Regions from separate parts of the Homo sapiens genome. Here region 2 is linked to region 1. A link is an interaction called in ENCODE POLR2A ChIA-PET data of the cell type or tissue named here. Cell type or tissue: GM12878. All regions are shown on one strand. Region 1 overlaps GRIN2A (glutamate ionotropic receptor NMDA type subunit 2A). Region 2 overlaps GRIN2A (glutamate ionotropic receptor NMDA type subunit 2A).

Evidence for each region. Peaks named below come from ENCODE experiments on the same cell type or tissue, not always from the same donor. Only the 100,000 strongest peaks of a DNase experiment are listed, where the experiment ranks them.
Region 2: POLR2A ChIA-PET joins it to region 1 with 5 read pairs; 1 of 35 experiments calls an interaction of 5 or more read pairs at or near these places.

Annotation. Positions count from the first base shown.
Region 1 is chr16:10,171,098-10,175,097 of GRCh38, reverse strand. The region is part of intron 2 of GRIN2A (glutamate ionotropic receptor NMDA type subunit 2A); the gene reads left to right. Among named protein-coding and RNA genes, the nearest start is that of GRIN2A, 9.3 kb to the left of the region's middle. In GM12878, no CTCF peak of the experiment used is centred here; a DNase peak (open chromatin) is centred at 2,143.
Region 2 is chr16:10,091,662-10,095,661 of GRCh38, reverse strand. All of the region lies in intron 2 of GRIN2A (glutamate ionotropic receptor NMDA type subunit 2A), which reads left to right. Among named protein-coding and RNA genes, the nearest start is that of GRIN2A, 89 kb to the left of the region's middle. In GM12878, no CTCF peak of the experiment used is centred here; a DNase peak (open chromatin) is centred at 1,937.

The DNA of each region.
Region 1 (4,000 bases):
CTACAGCATACTCTACTGTATGAATGCTATACTAAATATTGTAAGCAACTGTAATACATTGGTGAGTATTTGTGTATCTAAACATATCTAAGCACAGAAAAGGTACAGCAAAAACTTAGAATATAATCTTATGGGACCAGCATTGTGTACTTGTGGTCCATTGTTGACCTAAACCTCCTTATGCAGCACATGACTGTACTATATATATATGTGTAATTTCTCAATCAATTCTCCATGTATCTTGTTTTTTTTTTTTTCCAGTTCTCTGTTTGTGCTGTGTTTGGGAAGGTTTCTTCAATTCTATACTCCAGTTAACTACATCATTTCATTTGTGTCTGGTCTATTATTTTATTTTAGAAAGAAACAGCATGGATGGTCTATTATTTTGACTATCTGTTGAGTTATAGATTTCAACAAGGATATACTTTATTTCCAAGATAATAATTGGTTCCTCTTTACACCTCCCTGTTTTTTTGTGTTATAAATAATGAAAAACTCTTCTCACTTTGTGCATGTAACTCCCTCCCCTGTCCCTTCAAAGATTAAAAAATATGTATTATAAAGTTCTTCTCTGATTGCTCTAGCATCTTTCCTTCTTCAGTTGTGAAGTCCTTCATTTGTAGAATCAGTTAGTTGGATGTTCACATATGTTCTTTAATTTTTGTTTGTGAACTTATTTTCAAGGCAACTTTATGATTTCTTATGCCCTGTATCTGTGAGGGTGTGTATTTTAAGCCAGAGCCCATGTCAGCAGCTCAGGTTTGTACTCTCTTCCCATTCTACGTGGCCTGTGGTACAGGCTTAGGAGTCCATCTCATGTAGGTGACTTCATTTTGGCTCCTTGACACAGATAGGGTCCTGCTTTTTGGCTGTGACTAATGGTGGATGGTGCAGATGTTCCAGCACCATCCACAGCTAGCAGCCTGATTCTAGGTCCAGTTCTTCCCCTTTTTCCCTGGATGGACATTGACACCTCTGTTCTCATGGCTCATATTGGACCTATCCTCCATGGATTATGTGGCTTTGATTCCTACTTGAAACCCTAGAGTCCCGTCTTTCAGTTCATTTATTTTTAGGGATTACTCTCTATTTTTGATCTGTGATTCTCTTTTCTTATTTGCAAGCAATACTATGTAAATTTAAAAATAACTAAAGGTTTCTTTAAAAATTCTATGTCTTAGGAGCAGAAAAGGAAGGTTACTGAGTGTGTTCACTCGGATTTTGACCCCGTTTTATTTCACAACCTGCTTTTATATATTTTTTTAAACTTGATTATGTATTCTTGGAATTTTCCTTTATCACTACATAGACTTCTTAAACTTGATTTTCAATGGCTGCAGAGTGTTCAGTTCATACCACAATTATTTTAACAATTTCTCTCTTTTTCCACCATTAATAATATTCATTTGTGCTCCATAGGGGCATCCTTTTCAGTACCTCACACTTGTCCTGCCCTTTGCGTTTGTTACACGGTAAATGTTTGTTGATTGAATGAATCTAGTCATTGGCTCCGATGCCAGCTTGTTGGAGCTTCCGGATGAACATATCACAATATGGTTCAGGGCATTCGTGCAGTGTTTGTTCCCTCAATGCTGACTGATTTCATAGGTGTTTGCCAATTTTTCTCTTCTCTCTAGTGGGCAGATAATTACCAGCCATCCTGAGGATTAGCATAAATTGGGGGGTTACATACGAAAGGCCTGTAGAGAACTGCTGAGTAACAGCTCATCAGCAGGAGGTGGAAGTTGGTGCTCTTGTAACCTGGCAGCTCCAGAGTTTGGATGCGAGTGATGGGCCTTCCCATTAAACACTGAGAGCTCTCGAAAAGGGCAGACGCACAGATCGGAATGTTGGTGGAGCCCACTCAGCTCCTGCTAAAGAGGCATCAGGTAGTTCCTGGGAGAGTGGGGAGACCTATCTTTAGTCTTTTCCATGAGGCATGTCAGATGCGATCATCAACACCTCCTCACTTAAGTCATCAGAGACCAACAGGCGTCCTCCCGGTAGCGTGACTCACACTCCAAGTAGCCCTCAGGGGTTGCTGACAATCGTTTGGGCCCTGAAGAGCTGTGGTCTGGTGGGTTTGCAGCGGTGTTTATCTTCTTTCTCATAGCCTCAGATGGAAAATGCTACTGTAGGCAGAGTGAGTGGGGAAAGAGAGAGAAAGAGGGCTGTGCAGAAGAGAAACAGGAACTGAATCTCTGGTTTGTAATAGAGAGTTGGTAGCCTCTGATAAGTCATCACATAAATGAGACATTATAAGGTTATTAATTGGTGTCTTTTGTTTGTCCTGCATCCCCCATCCTTGATCTTTCAACTTCTAATTCTTTGCCAACATTTTAAAGTTGGAAGACATCCCATTGAAAAGAAAATCCAAACTTCATGCTGCTTTGAAACAGTCAGAAGGCCTGGCCATACTGGCCCCGATTCCCCCTATGGCAACAGTTGGCTGGAGATGAATCTCATCCCCCAACCCCACCTGCCACGATCCCTGCCCTCCCACTGCCATCCTGGGACAGGACAGGTGCCCCTCCTTTCTTAAATTCCCCAAAGTCACTTCACTTCACTTCACTTCACTCATTTATGTTACATACACAGTATCCTGAAGGCACTTGGCTGTGAGGCCTATGATGTAGGTGAGGGAAGTAGCTCTTCCAGGGGCTGCTCCTGGATAAGACGGCAGATCTATGGCATGTATGCAACCATGGATGCCATGTTCACTGCTGCCATCATTAATCTCCTATAACACCTGGCCCTGTTGAGCCCACTGGCCTTAAGGCCTTCTCAACACAGTACTCCAGGCAGCCATGATGAATCAACTTGAGTTGGAAGATCCAAGAAAACCTTGGACAAAGAGTCTGAAGAATGAAATTCAATTTTCAAAAATACCTGTGTGACCTTAGAAAAGGCCCTTCACCTGTCTGAACCTCTGGTTCTCCTGCAAAATGAGGATTTGGGACAAAATTATCACTAAGATCTCTTCCAGCTCTGAAAATTTTGTGCCTCATCAAGGAAAGACTGGCAACAAACATACCAAAATATGAATAGCAGTTATCTTTGGGGTGGTAGACTCATGGCTGCTTTAATCTTTTAAAGAATGTCATTATCAAGTGGTTAATATATTGTACTTTGAGTTAGATTGCCTGAATTTAAATTCAGGGATTCCACCTCTTACTGGCTGGGTGATCATGGGGAAGTTCTTAATATCTTGAGCCTCAATGTCTTCATCTCTAAAATGGGAACAATAATAGCATCCACTTTGTAGAGTTGTGAGATTTAAATGACATCATGGATATTAGTCCATGTCTCAGTGCCTACCTTATAATAAATGCTTATTACAGGAATGCTATTGTTATTGTGTCTGCATTTTTTAGTTTTTATTTTTCTCCAGTGTACATGTACTTTTTAATAACCAGAAAGAGTGATTAAGGATGATGTGGTTACATGAGGGTATGCTCTGAAAGAAACTGGGAGTGAATCCCACAGAACTGTCAGAAGTGGAGGGTCTAACATGAAATGATTTGTATTTTCTTAACTGAGACAATCAGAAGCTTCCTTTGCCTTTGTAGGACTTGCTGAGAGCTTTATCCTGGCAAACGGAAGCTAAATGTGGCCAGCATGAAAGTGATCGCAGGAGAAGACTATCTCATTGACCTTTGCACTAAATGACTCCACCAACTGGACCATATGTTTGCACGAGGCTTAGGGATTTAGAGTGTGGACATATATAGTTTCTCATTTTATCTCTGCCAAGGATTAATAACTCAGTGATAGCCTGGGAAACCTGGCAGCTCCAACGGTATTTGTTTAAAGAATCTCTATTTTCAGATGAGGAAATAAAGGATCTGGGAGTTGCAGTAATTTGTGCATTGTTCAAAGCTGTAACTAGAACCTAGGGCTTTGGGTTCTTATTCTTTTGCTCTTATTTTATTACCCTTTCAAGTTAATGACTACGAATACATTTGATTTAGGGAAGGGGCTCAGATGCAAGACAAATAAC
Region 2 (4,000 bases), 79 kb after region 1:
GAAACCTGCACTAGGAAGACGGGATACACTTTCAATGTAGCTCCTATATTATTAGGCAGATACATTGAGACTATATAAATATCCTATTCCTTATCATGTTTTTACTCACCAGCTTTAGCATCCATTGATGTTTTCTAACTCCATCATTCCTTCTCTTTACTAGTGTTCTGCTATAAGGAAGAACATTTATTTTTACTTTTATACTTTATATTAGCATGGGCTCAAGATTCTTAATTTTACAGTGGGTTATAATCCATTACTGTCGTTATTTATATTTATGCTTAAATTGTCTCAGATTTTATCGGTCAGCACCTCAACCTGGCTCTTGTATTCTTTTGACACATTCTTGTCTTAGTGAGCTCAGGCTTCCATGACAAAATATCATAGACTGGGTGTCTTAAACAACAAAAATTTATTTTTTTCATGGTTCTAAAAGCTGGAAGTCCAAGATCAGGGAGCTGGCGTGGTTGGGTTTGAGTAAGGGCTCTCTTACTGGTTTGCAGACAGCTGTCTTCTCTCTGTGTGCTCATATGGCCTTTTCTCAGTGCATGCTGGTGGAGAGAGAGAGAGAGAGAAATCTCTCTTCTTCCTCTACTTACAAGTTCACCAGTCCTATCAACCTGGGGTCCTACTCTTATGACCTCATTTAACCTTAGTTACCTCCTAAAAGCCCTATCTCCAAATATAGTCAATGGCAGGTTAAGGCTTCAATATATGAATTTGTAGGGGACAAAATTCCATCCCTAGAAGTCCTCATTTTTTTTTTTTTTTTTTTTTTGGTGCACATTCCCTTACTTTCTGGAACAATAAGATGCTCTTGGTTCATTTTATACTTTTCCTGCTTCAACCCTGGAATCAGCAATCAGTCATTTCTCCAAGGGTCTGGGTTCCTCTTTTAAAAAATGCTTTCTGGGCCAGGCACAGTGGCTCATGCCTATAATCCCAGCACTTTGGGAGGTTGAGGCGGGCAGATCACTGGAGGTAAGGAGTTTGAGACCAGCCTGGCCAACGTGGTGAAACCCTGTCTCTACTAAAAATACAAAAATCAGCCAGGCATTGTGGTGGGTGCCTGTACTCCCAGCTACTCAGGAGGCTGAGGCAGGAGAATCGCTTGAACCCAAGAGGTGGAGGTTGCAGTGAGCTGAGATTGTGCCATTGCACCCCAGCCTGGGCAATAAGAGCGAGATTCCATCTCAAAAAAAAAAAACTGTTTTCTTGGTGAGAATAATATGCAGTCAGAACTGAGAACTAGAGTTCTAAAAAAATCCCCTCATGTATACCCACATTCTATAGATGAAGAAGCTGTTATTAAGAGATAGGGAATGACCAGCTCAAAGTCACACAGCAGGCGAGTGGCAGAACTGAGCCTGTAACTCTCACCTTTCCTCAGTCCAGCACTTTTTAAAAATTACAGCCTCCTGAGCCCTCACCATTTTGTTTGCAAGTGTCTTGTTGATTCACTCCATTACAGATTTAGGACATTATAACCAGGGACCCAGTCATTTTCCTTATTGGTATCTCCTCTGTACACGTGGCTTAGTGCTGAGCAGAGAGTAACTGCTCCATGAAACCTTGGGGCCTCAGATTATTTTTCTGACAGCCAGGTTCTGATGCTTCCTGTTTAGAAACCTGGAGTAGGAGGACAGGAGACATGGGTTTCACTGTAGCTCCTATATTCACTCACTGGGTGATGCATCAGTTCTCTTTGGGTTTCATTCTCATTGATACAAGGAGAGAAACCACACTACGTGGGCTCTCTGGTGATGTCTTGGGCAGAGTTTCCCAGACAATCTCTTCCCTACGGTCTTAGACACCCTGGGCAAAAGCCAAAACCGGCACACTGGCACGTCTCCCTCACGTAATTGGCCAAACTAAGTCACGTGATCAAACTCAAAGTCAAGAGGTGAGGAACTGTATCCTGGTTCTTAAGTGGCAGGGACCACAGAATCACGTGACAGTGACATGTTTCCAGTAAGAGATGAAGAATTGGGCCAGTTGTGCAATCATGCAATCTACTGCAAAAGGTTTTTTGTTTTTTTTTTTCACTTTGTTGCCCGGGTATTCCCTAAAACACCCAGAGACTCTAGCTCTTAAATATAAGGCTGATTAAAGCTGATCGATGCCACCTGACTATAATACTGTCACTTGAGTGAAGGTGCCAATGCTACGCAGCAAATGTAGGAGAGATGCTGTAGATTAACTGTATGTTTTTAGAAGCTATGGAGGCCCAGCCCCTCCTACAAGTCAGGGCTGAACCTAGTGGTCTAGTAAGATGGGGAGGCCTGATGAGAAGCAGGACACACACCTGGGATGTGCCTATGATGATTGAGATCTTCTGACAGAGGCTGCTCCTTTTGGAGCTAGGCAAGATAAAATGACACAATTTCCTTTGGGACCTGCAGGCTGCAAGAGCAATGGTACCTACCCCATCTGTTATTATGACATACGGACCCTGCCTGCAGTGCTGAGCAACTGTGACTCTGAGCCCCACTTGCTCTTCTTTCTTCTGGGTTTCAGAAAGGTTGGCCGGGCGTGGGGCTCATGCCTGTAATCAGAGCACTTTGGGAGGCTGAGGCGGGTGGATCACTTGAGCCAGGAGTTTGAGGCCAGCCTGGCCAACATGGCGAAACCCCACCTCTACTAAAAATACAAAAAATTAGCCAGGCATGGTGGTGGGTGCCTGTAATCCCAGCTACTTGGGAGGCTGAGGCAGGAGAATTGCTTGAACCCAGGAGGCAGAGGCTGCAGTGAGCCAAGATTGTGGCATTGCACTCCAGCCTGTTAAAAAAAAAAAAAAAAAGCAACTTTTCATGCTGCCTTTTACCTTATCTTTTATGTATACCTTGAGATTTAATGCCTCTGAGTACATGAGATGGAGGGCTTAAGAGAAGGGACTTGAGTTACCGTTTAGTTTGAATCCCGTCTCTACTAGCTTGCTGTGTGATCTTGGACAAGTCACTTAACCCATCTGTGCTCTAGTTTACTTATTTGTTAAAAGGGATAAAATAGAACTGACCTCATAGAGTTGTTATGAGCATTAAATTAGTTAATATATTTTATATGTTTGAAACAGGGCATGTCACATAGTAAGGAGTCTATAAGAGTTACTTATTATAAAAGGCAAAATCATTGAGAGAAAAAAATAATGCTTAATTTTCCTTCTATTCTTGAGAAGAGAGAAATTCAAACTCTTGAAGACACCCTGATCTCTTTCCACTGCACCCTCAGACCTCTGGAGGCAAAGGAGGTGATGCTGTCCCCTGTATTCCGACTGCTAACGTGGGAAGACCTCACACAACATTGCATGTCTGCTGAAATGTTAATTTATAATTCAGTGTAGAGACTGATTTTCCTTGGACTGTAAGAAGACTCCTTTTCTAGAACAGAAAAGATGAAAAGTATGTGCATGTAATTATGGTGTTTATGCCACTCTAAAAAAATTATTCCTAAATATTGTTTGGGTAGAATTATTTAGAGAATGAGGCTAGAACCATTCCAATCCCAAAGACTCCTCATTTGACTAAACTCTTCTATTCTTTGTTGAAAGGACTAGACTGGAGGTATATCAAGGCATGCAGATGACTAAACTATTGTGTGGGCTGTTAGAGGATTAATTATTTTAATACCTTTATTGATATATAATTTACTTATCATAAAATGCACTCATTGTAAATACATAATCCAATGATTTTTAAAGTAAAGTTACAGATTTTGCAACCATCACCCCAAATAAATTTTAGAACATTTTCACCAGCCCTAAAAAAATTATCTCAGGCCTGTCAATCATTGCTCCTAACCCCAGCCCCAAGCAAGCACTGATCCACTTTCTGTCTCTATAGATTTTCCTTTTCTGGAAATTTAATGTAAATGGAATCATACAATATATAGTCTCTTGAGTCTGGCTTCTTTCACTTAGCATAATGTCTTTGAGGTTAATTCATGTTGTCACATGTATCAGTGTTTTCTACATTTCTATTTCCAAATAACATTCCATTATCTG